Regions from separate parts of the Homo sapiens genome. Here region 1 is linked to region 2. Evidence: chromatin loops called from intact Hi-C (ENCODE). Cell type or tissue: HCT116. All regions are shown on one strand. Links, peaks and the distances in the headings refer to the core of each region. The heading gives the core; the rest is flanking DNA.

The links. A loop is a pair of places that touch in the nucleus more often than their neighbours do. Peaks named below come from ENCODE experiments on the same cell type or tissue, not always from the same donor. Only the 100,000 strongest peaks of a DNase experiment are listed, where the experiment ranks them.
Region 1: it touches region 2 in a loop (2.5-fold over the local background); 1 of 110 quality-filtered maps calls a loop at or near these places.

Annotation. Positions count from the first base shown.
Region 1 is chr17:10,222,524-10,230,421 of GRCh38, forward strand. No RefSeq gene overlaps it. Among named protein-coding and RNA genes, the nearest start is that of GAS7, 28 kb to the left of the region's middle. In HCT116, for the core only: a CTCF peak has its summit at 4,532 (motif pointing left); a DNase peak (open chromatin) is centred at 4,498.
Region 2 is chr17:10,082,171-10,090,068 of GRCh38, forward strand. The region is part of intron 1 of GAS7 (growth arrest specific 7); the gene reads right to left. Among named protein-coding and RNA genes, the nearest start is that of GAS7, 110 kb to the right of the region's middle. In HCT116, for the core only: no CTCF peak of the experiment used is centred there; a DNase peak (open chromatin) is centred at 4,101.

The DNA.
Region 1 (7,898 bases), core at 1,609-6,608, 140 kb after region 2:
GAGAAACCCCATCTCTACTGAAAATACAAAATTGGCTGGGTGTGGTGGTGCATGCCTGTAATCCCAGCTACTCGGGAGGCTGAGGCAGGAGAATCGCTTGAACCCGGGAGGTGGAAGTTGCGGTGAGCCGAGATCGTGTCATTGCACTCCAGCCTGGAGAACAAGAGAGAAACTCCCATCTCAAAAAAATAAAATAAAATAATAAATAAATGAGTTAAATTGAATATTTATTTTATGTATAGTGAACTTGTATGATTCACGAATATTATTGCTAGGACAAAGCGAAAATAGATAGCTATGTTAGCTCAGACTTGATTGAAAGAAACATGTCAGTAAACAAAAATGCTATTGGTACACAGATACGGCAGAAATCATGAAGATGGCTTTGTTTGTTTCCTGTGGTTCTGTAATAACTCACTACAAACTTGGTGACTTAAAATAACACATATTTATTTTCTTACAGTTCTGGAGGCCAGAACTTTAAAATCAGTTTCACTGGGCTGGAATTAAGGTGCTAACAGGTCTGTGTTCCTTCTGAAGGCTCTAGGGGAGGACCCTTTCCCTTGCCTCTTCCAGCTTCTCTGGAGGCTGCCCACATTCTGTGGCTTGTGGCCCCATCACTTGAATCTTTCCCTCCATGGTCACATCAACTCCTCTCCTTCTGTGTGTATACAAATATATCTCTGCTTCCCTGTTTTTTTGTGCTTCTTTTGTGTGTGTGTGTGTGTGTGTGTGTGTTTTGTTTGTTTTTATTTTTTTTGAGACAGAGTCTTACTCTGTCACCCAGGCTGGAGTGCAGTGGCACAATCTTGGCTCACTGCAGCCTTCCCCTCCTGGCTTCAAGCAATTCTTGTGCCTCAGCCACCTGACTAGCTGAGATTACTACATGTATTTTTAGTAGAGACGGGGTTTCGCCATGTTGGCTAGGCTGGTCTCAAACTCTTGACCTCAAGTGATCTGCCTGCCTCGGCCTCCCAAAGTGCTGGGATTACAGGTGTGAGCTACCAAAACCAGCCTGCTTCCCTTTTATAAGGATACCTGTGATGGCACTTAGGACCACCTGAATAATCCGGGATAATCCCCCATCTCAAGATCCTTAATGCAATCACATCTCCGAAGTCTTTTTTTTTTTTTCTTGTTTATTCTTTTGCCAAACAAGGTAACACATTCTCAGGCTCCAGGGATTGGGACATGGGCAGCTTTTAGGAGGGCACTATTCAGCCTACCACAGTGGCAGAGGAAGTTTGGAAAGCACAGAGCAGGTGAAGAAATAAGACTTGTGTTGCCAGAATCCATATCCCAAAGGTCTCCAGCGATCATCAAAGAAAAGAGTCTGCTCTCTGCTTCTGCCTCCAGCTCACTGAAGATGTGGGAGGAGTGGGGTGTGCAGAGAAAAGGACCATGCAGTCCGGGTGCAGTGGCTCACGCCTGTAATCCCAGCACTTTGGGAGGCTGAGGCAGGCAGATCACGAGGTCAAGAGATCGAGACCATCCTGACCAACATGGTGAAACCCCGTCTCTATTAAAAATACAAAAATTAGCTGGGCGTGGTGGCACGCGTCTGTAGTCCCAGCTACTTGGGAGGCTGAGGCAAGAGGAATGGCTTGAACCCTGGAGGTGGAGGTTGCAGTGAGCCGTGATCGCACCACTGCACTGCAGCCTGGGTGACAAAGCAAGAGTCCATCTCAAAAAAAAAAAAAGAAAGAAAGAAAAAGAAAAAGAAAAAAAAGGACCATGCACTCCAGGCAGGTTCCTGTTGTCCTTGAAGAGTAAACACAAAAACACTTGTCCTTGAAGAGTAAACACAAAAAAAATGGATGCATTCACCATAACCTTGGATTCTTGGACATAATTTGAATCACTGGTGCATACATTGGTGATACACACACCTTAGAAAACACGAATTTTAAATTGCCCCGGGTTCAAAGGAACATTGTTTTACTCCATGCGGATCACTAGCTTAAGGCCCCATTTCAGATTCACACTGTATTTATTGAAATTGCTTTTGAAATGTGAATCACCAAATGTTAATAAACAAAGTAATTATTCTTGATTTTCTTTAAGCATTCCATTTATTAAAGGGAACTGATGCTATTCATGATTTCATGAAGAAACATGAGATCTGTAAGTAGGTTAATGTGCTTTTCTCATGAAATTAACGAAGGCATTTTCTTATTGCATAATAAGTAAATTAGAAACGGGATTATCGCATTTCAGGGAAAGGTGCTGTAATAACTTCTTGCTGGATCTGATTAGTGCATTCACAGTGAGTAGCTTTCTCTTGGAAGACTTTCTGGAGGGAGGGCTTATCAACTGAACTCATGTAATTCAGCAAGTTGCGTTAAAGTGTGCAAATGAAGTGAGTGGGAGAGAGGAACTAAATCTCATATCAGCATCAGCTTTGATGACACCCAGGCTTGCTCCCCACCCCCACGTGCACCGCCCACCCTCTGCACATCTGCACAGGCCTGTTGTTGCTCTGACTTCATGGCACCAGTGAGTGATGTCTCTTTTGGCCAAGCAGACAAGAGGAGACCAAAGGAACCAGAGAGCTCCGGGAGACAGGGATGCCAGTCTGCAGCTGGTGAGGAGAGGAAGCTGGGGGGCAGCTCACTCTTTCTCAGAACAATGTCCGGAGAACCTTTGCAGGGAAGCTGGTTCAAGGTGCCCCAAAGTTGTGGCCTGACAACCTTTCTTTAACATGCTCCTCCTGGGCCTGGCTCTGATCGACAACAAAGGAGCGCATCATTTTTGCTCCCGGCTTCTGCTTCTCCTGATCTTTGATTCAAATCCCAGCATAGGGTCTTTTTGCTAAATGGGGTCTTTTTAAATAAAAGATGCATTGTTAGAGAAGCTAGGAGGGTTTCATTTCTGTAATGGGGTCTTTAGTCAAACACAGAGCAGACCTTCTCAAGGAGAGGGGACAAAGCTATCAGTGGTCAGGCCCCACAGGCTGGGGAGAGACAGAGAGAGACAAAAATTCTAATCCAAGTGGGTGACAGCCAGGAGGGGAGGGAAACCTTGCTGGTTTTATTCATGAGAGTTTTCACTAGTGACCAATAGTTAGAAGCAATAAAGAAGGGTGTCAGGTCTGAAGGGACATCAAATTCAGTGACTTTAAAGTTCCCTTCTAGTACCACGGGTGTGACCCTGTGCTTTTATGGTTCACTTAGGCATTCTTTCCTGGGCTGAGCTGTGGAGTAGACAGAACGCAGTTTCCTGCATAACACAGCCCTGGGTTCCAACGAAATCCCACCACTCACAGCTATGTGGCCTTGGGTTTGTCATTTCTCCAAGTCTGTTGTCCTTGTCTACAAAAACAGAGATACCACCTCCCTCCTGAGAGCATTAGTAACTATGAGACAGAGGATACTGGGCCATGTCTTAGCCTGTTCAAGTCTCTGTCACAAAATGCCACAGACTGAGTAATTTATAAACAAAAGATGTTTCTGTCTCACATTTTGGAGGCTGGAAGCCCAGGATCAAGGTGCCAGTAGACTCAGTGTCTGGTGAGGGCCCATCCCTCATAGAAGGCACCTTCTGTGTTTCCTCATATGGTGAGGAAGGCGAACAAGCTCCTTCAAGTCTCTTTTATAAAGGCACCAACCTCATTCACCTCCTAATCACCTAATCACCTCCTAAAGGCCCCACCTCTTAATACCAACACATTGAGGGTTAGGTTTCAACACATGAATTTTGGAGAGGCACAAACATTCAGATCATAGTAGTCCCGGTCGCCAAGTCCCACTATTCTTTTTTTGGTGTTGTTTTTGTTTTTGGGAAGGAGTCTTGCTCTGTTGCCTGGGAAGGAGTCTTGCTCTGTTGCCTAGGCTGGAGTGCAGTGGCATGATCTCAGCCCATTGCAACCTCTGCCTCCTAGATTCCAGCAATTCTCCTGCCTCAGCCTCTCGAGTAGCTGGGACTACAGGCATGCACCACCACGCCTGGCTAATTTTTATATTTGCAGTAAAGATGGAGTTTCGACATGTTGGCCAGGCTGGTCTTGAACTCCTGACCCCAGATGATCTGCCCACTTCTGCCTCCCAAAGTGGTAGGATTACTGGTGTGAGCCAGTGCGCCCACCTCCAAGTCCCCCTATTCTTGATAAGCTGCCTGTCCTCCAATGTTGGTTAAGGAAACAGATATTCAGTCCTCCCCAGTGTGTGTGCTGAAGCTTCTGGTCATAACCCCAGCTTGGGCCTTCCTGCTCCCTTCCTCTCCTCCTGGCCTGTTCCTGCTTGGCTATTGCAGGTGGACGCTGCTCAAGTGCATCTGGATACCAAGGGTCTGAGAGGCAGGAATACAACTAGAGGAGCCAGAACAATTCCAACACAGGGAGCTCCCAAGAGAAATCCCAAGGGAAGTCCAAAGAGAAGTTGCCATGTGGGCCTGAGAGTCTTGGGCCACTTTGCTTGTGCACCTCCCCTCGCCCTGCAGAGCGACTGAGTTCCTGGCTGTTGGCTCCTAGGGGATGCAGAGTTGCCCAGGTGTGATCAGAGGGGAGGAAGCCTTGAGCTCCCCCTAGTGGCCGTGGCCGGGCATGTAAACCAGAGGCCCAGGTTGGGGGCTGCGGGCCCCACCTCCCACCCCCACTCCACGCAAGACTCTTAGGGCCTCATCATCAGACTTTGGAGTCCACTTTCCAAATGTGGCACCACTCCTTTCCACAAAACCAGGGGCCACAAATGAGAGATTTGGTGCCTCTAATTTATTTGGCCAGCTCCATGTTAAAGAAAAACTTTACTTGCCAATACATAAGCGTTGGATTTGACATAAAAATCCAGACATGTGATTTCTCTTGCAAAATCAGAAGCCCTGGCAGATGAAGCCTCGCTGGCTTGCTCACTGCTCACCTCCTGTTGCGTGGCCAGCCCAGTTCCTAACAAGCCATGGACTGGTACTGGTCCGGGGCCGAGGGTTGGGGACCCCTGCAGTAGAGGGCAGGGGCAGAGGTGGGGAGGCCATTAAGAGGCTGTTGTTCTGATGCAAGTGAGAGATTAGGGTGCGCTGGACCAGGGTGGTGTTTAGTAATCATGATTAGAAATGGTTGGTACCGGCCGGGCACAGTGTCTCACGCCTGTAATCCCAGTACTTTGGGAGGCCAAGGTGGGCTGATCACCTGAGGTCAGGAGTTTGAGACCAGCCTGACCAACATGGAGAAACCCCCATCTCTACTAAAAACACAAAATTAGCCGGGCGTGGTGGCGCATGCCTATAATCCCAGCTACTCAGGAGGCTGAGGCAGGAGAATCGCTTGAACCCGGGAGGCGGAGGTTGTGGTGAGCCGAGATCACGCCATCACACTCCAGCCTAGGCCATAAGAGCGAAACTGTCTGGAAAAAAAAAAGAAAGAAAGAAAAAACAAAGAAAGAAAGAAAAAAAAAAGAAGTGGTTGGTACCACAGAATTGAACCCCCTCTCGTATATAAAAAGCATCTTCTGTCTCCCATTTTTCCTCATTTCTGCTCTAACTGAGGCTGAGAGTCCCTGGTTGTAGCCTTGTAGCCCCGTCAGGCTGTAGCCTGAGCCATTTTTTCTGGAACTGATGGGTCTCCTTCAACTTTACCTTGCTCCACCCAATTCTTCATGGTTAGCGTGTGGTTCTGCAATCCCACGGTGTCACTCACCAGGACCCAGAAGAATACCAGTCTGTACCCAAAACATTTAGAAGACACAAGCAAATGCTAGAAGAACTCATCATCTTGTTACAATGACTTCTGTCATTCAATCCTGCTACTGAGCCAGGCGCTTGAAGGTCTCTAGGATTTTCTTTTCTTTCTTTTTTTTTTTTTTTTTTTTTTGAGATGGAGTCTTACTCTGTCACCCAGGCTGGAGTGCAGTGGCACAATCTCGGCTCATTGCCACCTCCGCCTCCCAGGCTCAAGCAGTTCTCCTGCCTCAGCCTCCCAAGTAGCTGGGGCTACAGGCGCCCGCCGCCACGCCCGGCTAATTTTTTTGTATTTTAGTAGAGACGCGGTTTCACCCTGTGGCGCAGGCTGGTCGCAAACTCCTGAGCTCAAGCAATCCGCCTGCCTCAGCCTCCCAAAGTGCTGGGATTACAGGTGTGAGCCACCGTGCCCGGCCGAAGGTCTCTAGGATTTTCTACATGCTATTATCTTTTCTTGGAATACATCTTCCCTCCACCCAGGTAACTCTAGTCTTAGCTTAGACATGGCTCTCTCCATAGATCCTTTCTTGACCCAGAAGTTTTTGCTGAGGGTTGCCACCACCAGTCAGAATGCAGTTCCAAATTCATCTTATACAGGTCTGGGACTAGGGTGCAAGCTTTCAGGAGCCAGTTACTCTCAGGGTCATGCAAGTGTAGGGGCCACTTGAGAGTGTCTCCTTACATTCTACACCCTAGGAGCCTCCTGCACTCCACCCTAGTCCTGGCCCTGGCTATGATCCAAGACATGCAGGAACATCAAGCTCAGGGGCTTTGTGCCCCCAGATGCTTTGCCAGTATGGCGCTGAGTTAGATTGTACCTTGCGAGGCACTGGCATGGCATTTGGAAGAGAGAAGAGCAGAAGAAGCCATCATTATCCAGCAGCACTGAATTCGCTTGGCAGCAACATTCATCATTCCCGAGTCACCTTCCTGAGCTCACCCATTTCACTGGTGCCACTAGCTGCTGAGAATGTCATGAGACCCTTCCTCGGGATGCCCATGCTCTGTCATTTCTTGAAGCAGCCCTCCTGACTGCCACTTTCCAAGCCTCTATTTCCCTCTAATAAACGTTTTGGTCTCCTAAATACCTGGAGTGGCATTTACTTTCCAGGCTGAGCCTTGACAGACACACTTCCCCAGTCCCCCATGAGAAAGAGTAGGCTTCCCATGAGTCACGATTTCAGCATCTTCACCAGCACAGGACATCTGCCTGTCAGCCAGCCCTGTGCACTCTGGCTGCTGATGCCCAGGCCTTCCTGGCCTTCCTTCAGTGCCCCTGCCTGGCACATAACTCATAACTCTTAATCTCCATCCTTAAGTGGGTTCCTCAGGAAAGCTGTCTCTGGCTCTGCCCAGCCCTCTCTGTGACCAGCTCCATGCCCTCCTAAGCACTTAACTTAGAGCTTCATTATTATTATTATTACTTTTTGAGATGGAGTCTCCATCTCTTTTGAGATGAAGTCTCGCTCTGTCACCAGGCTGGAGTGCAGTGGCATGATCTCGGCTCACTGCAACCTCCACCTCCCAGGTTCAAGTGATTCTCCTGCCTCAGCCGCCCGAGTAGCTGGGGGATTACAGGCGCCTGCCACCACACCCGGCTAATTTTTGTACTTTTAGTAGAGATGGGGTTTTGCCATGTTGGCCAGGCTGGTCTTGAACTACTGACCTCAGTTGATCCTCTTGCCTTGGCCTCCCAAAGTGCTGGTATTACAGGTGTGAGCCACTGTGCCCGGCCAGAACCCCATGGTTTTCTTCCTTCCTATAGTTTATTCCTGATATGGTTTGGTTGTGTCTCCACCCAAATGTCACCTTGAATTGGAGTAATCCCCACGTGTCAAGGTGGGGCCAGGTGGAGATAGCTGAATCATGGGGCCAGTTTCCCCCACACTGTTCTTGTGTAGTGGATAAGTCTCATGAGACCTGATGGTTGTTTTTTTTTTTTTTTTTTTTTTTTTTTTGAGATGGAGTCTTGCTCTGTTGCCCAGGCTGGAGTGCAGTGGCGCGATCTTGGCTCACCGCAAGCTCCTCCTCCTGGGTTCAAGCGATTCTCCCGCCTCAGCCTCCCAAGTAGCTGGGACTGCAGGCGCCCACCACCATGCCTGGCTGATTTTTCGTATTTTTAGTAGAGATGGGGTTTCACTGTGTTAGCCAGGATGGTCTCGATCTCCTGACCTCATGATCCGCCCGCTTCGGCCTCCCAAGATCTGATGGTTTTATACATGGGAGTTCCC
Region 2 (7,898 bases), core at 1,242-6,241:
GACATTGCTAAACAGTATTTTGGATATACACACGTTAATAAAGATTTTAAACATGCTCATGGGAAACACATACCAACCCCAGAACAGTGGTTGCCTCCAGGAAGAGAAGGAAAGAAGGGAAAGGAATTGGAAGAACACACAGGATTTTTAATGTCAAATAATGTGTTATTTCTGACTGACATGTGGCCAATGTTAATACTTGTCAAATCCAGAGATGGTAATAAGCACATGAAAAATGTTCAGCATCATCAACCTTCAGGAAAATACAAGATAAAAGCACCATGGGAAACTACATCATACTCCCTAGAATGGCTAAAAGAATTTTTGTTAATGCTGGCAAGGAGGTAGAACAACAGAAGCTCATACGCTGCTGTGATGAGGAAATTGAAGCAGTGACTTCGGAAAATAGTTTTGCCATTTCTTATAAAGTTAAATGCATGCTTACCATATGATCCAGCAATTTCACTCCTACGTACTTATGCCAGAAAAGTGAAAATGTGTCCGAAAAACCTATACACAAATGTTCACAGCAGATTTATTCATAATAGCTAAATCATGGAAGCAACCTAAATGTCCATCAATTGACAAAAGGATAAGCAAATTGCAGTAAATTCAACTAATGGAATTCTCATTAGCAATAAAAAGGGGTGAACCATTGGTACAACAATGAGGATGAATGTCAGACATTATCCTGTGCAAAAGAAGCCACATTCAAGAGTACATACTGCATGACACATTTCTGTGAAACTCTAGAACAAACAAAACTAACCTAGAGGATAGAAATCAGATTCAGAAGTGACCTGGAGAGATGAGTGGGTACAGAGGAGAGAAACTGACTGCAAAGGGGCAAAGGAGAGCTTTCTGGGAAGATGTCTTACACACTGACTAATTCAAGTAGTGGTTGCAAGGGTGTATACATTTGTCAACTCATTGGCCTGTACGCATGTAATAAATTTCATGAGAAATTATAGCTCAGTAAAGTTGATTTTAAAAATACGAATGGCAGATACATTTGTTAACATCTCTGTAATTTTCTGTAGACTTAAATATTTTATTAAAAATTAAACAGACTTTAGGCCAGGTGTGATGGCTCATGCCTGTAATCCCAGCACTTGGGAGGCTGAGATGGGTGGATCACTTGAGGTCAGGAGATCAAGACCAGCGTGGCCAACATGGTAAAACCCTGTCTCTACTAAAAATACAAAAATTAGTTGGGTGTGGTGGTGCACGCCTGTAATCCCAGTGACTCGGTGATGCAGGATTTTTCTCGGTCCCTTTGCCAGTCAGGGACTTCTGGCTGGCGATGCCAGAGGCCTTGCCCAGGGCATGCTATCTGCCGCAGGAGGTGCCCTGCCCAGTTGGCCTTCCCAGGCCAAGTCTGGCTTGTGCACTGATTCCCAAGTTCTTGTCCCACATCCAAGAAGAATGAGGATGCACTGAACATTGAAGTGTGAGGAGGACAGAGAAGAATTTTATTGAATGATGAAACAGCTTTAAATACAGAGGGGACACAGGGGTGGTCCCCCTACCTGAAGGCAGGAAAGTCCCCCATGTGGCTGGGTCCAGGGCCTTTTATGGACTCAGAATGGGGAGTGCATGCTGATTGGTTTGTGAGTATGCAAAAAAGGTTAAAGCAAAGACACCACGCAGAAGTGGGCCTGGCAGTACAGAAAACCAATTAGGAAAGGGTAGGTATACATAAAATAGGTGAAGGGTAGGGATCAATCAGAGGAAAGCACACCAAACAGGAAGACAAGTTCTCAGTCTGGTCCAAGGATTTAAATGGTAGCTTGGCTTTCAGGATTTAAGCTGTCTTCGGCCTGGAGGTGAGGTTTCACAGGGACCTGCCCCTGCCTACCTAGGCATTGGCTGCCTCCTGCTGCTCTCACAGGGAGGCTGCGGCATGAGGATTGCTTAAACCTGGGTGGTGGAATTTGCAGTGAGGCAAGATCATGCCACTGCACTCCAGCCTGGGCAATAGAGCGAGACTCCATCTCAAAAAAATAAAAATAAATATAAACAGACTTTAAAAATATGGGTTATCAATGGCCTATATTGGTGGGGGCAGGAATTTTTAGGGGGAGAATAAAAAACTAAGGTGGTTTACAATGTTAATTCATTTCTTCCCAGTGGTAGAGTTGTCTATTTAATAATCATAGTGGTCCTATTAGAAGTCAAAGGGTCCGTTGAGATCAGCTGGTCCTGGCGTCTCTTTTTCAGAAAAGAGGCCCCAAGTGAGATTTGTCCAAGATCACTACAGCAGATACCTGTTATTTCAGCTGCCCAGTATCCCTTCCCTTTATCTTTTTTTTTGAGACAAAGTCTCGCTCTTGTCCCCCAGGCTGGAGTGCGATGGTGCAATCTCAGCTCACTGCAACCTCTGCTTCCCAGGTTCAAGTGATTCTCCTGCCTCAGCCTCCCAAGTAGCTGAGATTACAGGCACCTGCCACCACACCTGGCTAATATTTGTATTTTTAGTAGAGATGGGGTTTCACCATGTTGGCCAGGCTGGTCTTGAACTCCTGACCTCAGGTGATCCACGTGCCTCGGCCTCCCAAAATGCTGGGATTACAGGCGTGAGCCCCCGTGCCCGGCCCCTTTCCCTATATCTTAATAGCAGCCCGCTCTTTTTTAAGGGGATTCTCTCTCCCCTGCTGGGCACTTTCTCTGTAGGGCTATTAATCCAGGTGCCAGCTCTCCACAACAAACGCCAAGCGGTCCCCGGTGGCTCCTTCACAGGGTACAGGTGTGTGACCGATGGCCCCCTCAGGACACTTCGTGCTGATACTTTAAATTATGGGTAAGAGGAGCAAGAAAGGGATGCATGGAAGTCATCCATCCTGACCCACAGGCCTGACCATGCTGTTTTTGCTATAAGACTGTTCTTATTATTCCTACTTCCTGGCCTCACACTGCTGAGCACCTTGGTTTCTATCTGTTTTCAGGAGGTTTCCCCGGTCTCTGCCCAGTCTATAACCTTCCAGTGTCTTTGCAATAAATTCCACTTGGCTTACATCAGCCAGAATCAGTTTCTAATATTTATAATCAAAGAACCCTGAGTGACACATCACCCAACCAGCCCAAGGGAGACCAAGCCCACAGCCCAGAGTTCTGGAGTGTGGACACCTGTCCTTGGGAGTGTCAGCCACGAAGCCAACTTCTCAGGATCTCGATTTCCCCACCTCCATCCCCTAGGCCTGCTGGGAGACAGAATGAAAGAGGAACCATACCAGCCGGGCGCAGTGGCTCACGCCTGTAATCCCAGCACTTTGGGAGGCCGAGGCGGGCGGATCACGAGGTCAGGAGACTGAGACCATCCTGGCTAACACGGTGAAACCCCGTCTCTACTAAAAATACCAAAAAAAATAAAAATTAGCCAGGCATGGTGGCGGGCGCTTGTAGTCCCAGCTACTCAGGAGGCTGAGGCAGAAGGATGGCATGAACCCGGGAGGCAGAGCTTACAGTGAGCCAAGATCGTGCCACTGCACTCCAGCCTGGGCGACAGAGCGAGATTCCGTCTCAAAAAAAAAAAAAAAAAAGAAAGAAAGAAAGAAAGAAAGAGGAACCATCCCTTACTGAGTGATGTGACAAGCACTTTGACACATTTTAATTTAGTCCTTCCAACAGCCTAGTAACATAGGGATTATCCCAATTTACCTATGAAGACACTGACGCTGAGCAAGAAAAATGTTTTCCCAAGGTGGCAGAGCTCCTGAGTGACAGAGCCAGAATTGGAGCCAAATCTGTCTAACTTGAAAAAGCCTAGCTCTTGTCACTTCATCCTCCTGCCTCGCCTCAAGAAACAATCAGTCACTGAGACTTCAATGAGGTGTCAGAGGCATGACTGGATGTTGGCTGCACCTACAACATATTGAGGGGGGTCAACTGTGTACACTGAGCCAGGGCACCCACCCAGGCAGGCGCGACCATGAATGGGGGCGCAGAGGGTGGGGGTGAGGAGCAGCCTTGGTGCCTGAGGAATGGTGTAGGAAACATCCTTACCCTGGAGGAGTGGAAGTGAATTCTTTCTGCATTGAGATGAATACATGTTCGTGTTCCCATGGCAACAAAGCATGCTCACTGTTGTCCATACCTGGAACTGTGTGACTCATTTTTGGCAGTGCAGGAGTCCCGTCCACAGTCATTAGCTAATCAGCCTGGAATGTGTGCATGACAGCACTGATCATATCTGGGGAGATAAGCGGGGTCTATGAGTGTCCCCCTGCAACTCTGAAGGCCAGGATTATGTCTCCTTCATTTTCACCCGGCATTCCCGATCCTTGGCATGGTCTCTGTTACCGAACCATTGTTAAGGAATCTGGGTTTGTTCTGGGCTTCCTCAATCGGCAGAAAGAATGGTGACAGAGTTTGAGTGAAAGCCAAAGGTAGGGTAGGGAATGAAACATGGCATGAAAAGGGAAGAAATTGGGGTTGTACAAGCTGTTAAAATCACTAGGAACTGCTGGGAGGTGCAGAATTCTGATTTCAGACCAAAGCTTATTCATTAATACACCTTGAAGGGTGGCATGTGGAAGAAATAATTCTGGCAGATCCTGCCATGGGTCAGGTATAATCTCAGAGTGATTTGGTTCAGTCCTAGGCATTTCCAGGGAGGAGGAAGAGGAATCTTGGAAGAGACATTACTTAGCCACCAGCTCACGGGAACGCATCACAGATAATGATACTGGAGGGAGCTGAGGTCAGGGCAGAAGAGCCGTGTCATACAAGCCAAAGCAACCCCAGTGTCCCTACAAAAAGAGGGGGTCCAGAGGCTGCAAGGAGCCTATCAGATCAACCTAGAAAATCTTGAGTGGCTCCCCAGTTATGAAATAATGTCACAAACTTGACAAAGGACCTCTACTGGGCATCAGCAGAGACTGATCAGGGTCTGTGAAAACATGTGGTTCCCACTTAATTCCTTGGAAGGTGGTAAAGCTCTGGTGTGCATGGAGAAGACCCCAAAGGGACAATCCACCAGACCAGGAGACTGAGATCTCAGGGTGAGTTCAGCCTGAGCTCGCCGGGAGAGCTCTACACGCAAACTCACAAGAGCACATGGGTTCAGCTACCCCCACTTCTGCTAAGCAGGTAGCCCTCCCCACAATGACCAGATCACTGATAGAGAAGAACTGGCCCAGCATGTTTTCTGAGGCACACTCATGATCAACACCAACTCAGTAGCTCTTATCATCAAAGGCCTTCCTTAGGTGGGAGTATGGCATGTGTGTCCCAGGTGGACGATGAGCTTGTAAGCTCTTGGGACACAAAGGGCCAAGTTTCCTTGTCCACAGCAGCCAGCAGCCATGGTTGCATGCTGCAGACAGTCAATAAAGGTTCACTGAGTTCACTGATGAATGAAGAAAGGAAGGAAGGAGGCAGGGGAGGCTTTCTGGACAGTTTCCTCAAATGGTTTGCAAGCCTTCCTTACCACAGGGGACTGAAGCAGTAAGCGTCAGGGTTCCCCGAACACAGCCAGGACTGTTACCACTGAACTCTGAAAAGAAGGCTGCAATGGGGTCCTGGGGGAGATTGAACATTTCTGAACTCTTTATCATAGAGAAAAGGAAGCAGTGCTGAATTCCAAGGCCCTTCTCACTTCTAAAAATCCACAGGTCTCTCAGAATCCTCTAAGAAAGTAAGCGAAAATAAGGAAACTGTCTACAAAGTGGCATATTTGGAAGGAGGGGAGGGAGACCCCAAGAGCAGAGGAGTCAGCAGGGGAGCCTTTGGTGCCCCCATCCTCGCTCCAGCCAGGGAAGACCCACTTCACCTCAAATGTGCACTAGGGTGCTACACAATTTCAGTAAATAAAAGGGAAGAAGGGCTTGGGCTGCTTTAAAAAATATATGGATGCAGCCTGGCCAACATGGTGAAACCCTGTCTCTACTAAAAACACAAAAATTAGCCAGGCATGGTGGTGCATGCCTGTGATCCCAGCTACTCGGGAGGCTGAGGAAGGAGAGTCAGTTGAACCCAGGAGGCGGAGGTTGCAGTGAGCTGAGATTGCGCCACTGCACTCCAGCCGGGGCAACAGAGCGAGACTCTATCTCAATAATAATAATAATAATAATAATAATAATAATAATAAATATGTATATATGCATAAGGAGTGAGCTAGCACAACCCTGGCTCTGTTAGGGGTACCACTGGGACAGGCCATGGGTGACCTTAGGAGGGATAGAGGGGCAGGTACAAAACCCCAGGCAGCTGGCTGCCAACAACCATCATTTTTGGCTCTAACACTCCAATACTCTGAGCCTCCAGGCTGAGGCAATGAGGGGTTCAGGAAAAGGGGACTCGAGCATCCCAACATAAAGTTCCTTGGCCACTCTGACTCTTGTTAAATCTGTGCAGCCCGGGCAGGAGGGGCAGTTCCACGCAGCACTAATTGCCAAGCATCTTTTTACGAGGCTCAGCCATGACATCTAAATGGATTCAAGGTAAATCCTCACACAGCCTGGTGTCTTTAACAGGGAAATAAATCATCCCAATTATACAGGGCGAGCTGCCATGCTGTCTCTATTTCTGGAGCGGTTGCTTCCCATGCTGGAAGGGAGGGAAAATGCAATGTAGACAAAAAACCCAGGGAAGGGATGTCAAGTTCAAAGGGCCCATTTCAGAGCAGGGAAAAGCTAGGAGGAGAGGGGGGTTCAAGCTGAACCATAGCTTCTCTGAGACAAGCAGGATTTGAAAAGAGAATTAGGAGGCCGGGCATGGTGGCTCATGCCTGCAACCCCAGCACTTTGAGAGGCTGAGGCAGGCAGATCACCTGAGGTCAGGAGTTCGAGACCAGCCTGACCAATATGGCAAAACCCCATCTCTACTAAAAATACAAAAAAAATGAGCCAGGCATGGTGGCAGGTGCCTGTAATCCCAGCTACTCAGGAGACTGAGGCAGGAGAATCGCTTGAACCCAGGAGGCAGAGGTTGCAGTGAGCAGAGATCGTGTCATTGCACTCCAGCCTGGGCCACAGAGCAGACTCTGTCTCAAAAAAGAAAAAAAAGAAAGAAAAGAAAAGAAAAAAGAATTAGTGAAAGTTCCCATGCACTGTCTTCCCCCATCCAGTCACCCAGAGTGAAAAACTAAATGAAGACAAAATAACAGTAGAAAAAAAGATAAGGTCAGGGTGAACTGGAGACCTCTTCAATCCAATCCTCCAGCACAAAATGCAAGCCCGCAAATCTGGCATGGAGCTTTGCAGCCAGCACCAAAGGAGAAGTGTGCTTGGCTACATGGTCTGCAGTGTCCTCAAGATAAAATAAACCACCTGCTCCGGGCAAGCACAACCATTCCTGTGCTAACACCAAAAGAAATTCCTCCTACGGGTTCAGAGAAAGAGAACACAGTAAAAAAAAAAAAAAAGTATTTAAAGACCATGAGTTTCATAGTGCTGTTTATTTTAACCCCTAGTTTGAACTAAGTCCTTCAGAAGCATTCCATGGGTATCACATTCTGGCTACAGTTCCTACAACCTAGTTGTCAGTAAAGGCCCTGCTCACAGAAGGAGTAAAAATAAGAGAACCATCACACTTGGGGAGAAAGGTAAGGAGGAGAGGCAGTGCTTAGTGTAAAGAAGTCATTCCTTGTCTGTTATAACAGGAACCTGGTAGTTTCAAAGTTAATAAATCGAGAAACAACATACAATTGTTGTATTTAAAATTCTGGAGGCAACCACCAGGAGAACTAAAAGCAAACCCTTAGAAGTGTGACTGGAGGCCGGGTGCAGTGGCTCACACCTCTAATCCCAGCACTTTGGGAGGCCAAGGCAGGTAGGTCACTTGAGGCCGGGAGTTCGAGACCAGCCCGGCCAACATGGTGAAACCCTGCCTCTACTAAAAATACGAAAAATTAGCCAGGCATGGTGGCGAGTGCCTGTAATCCCAGCTACTCGGGAGGC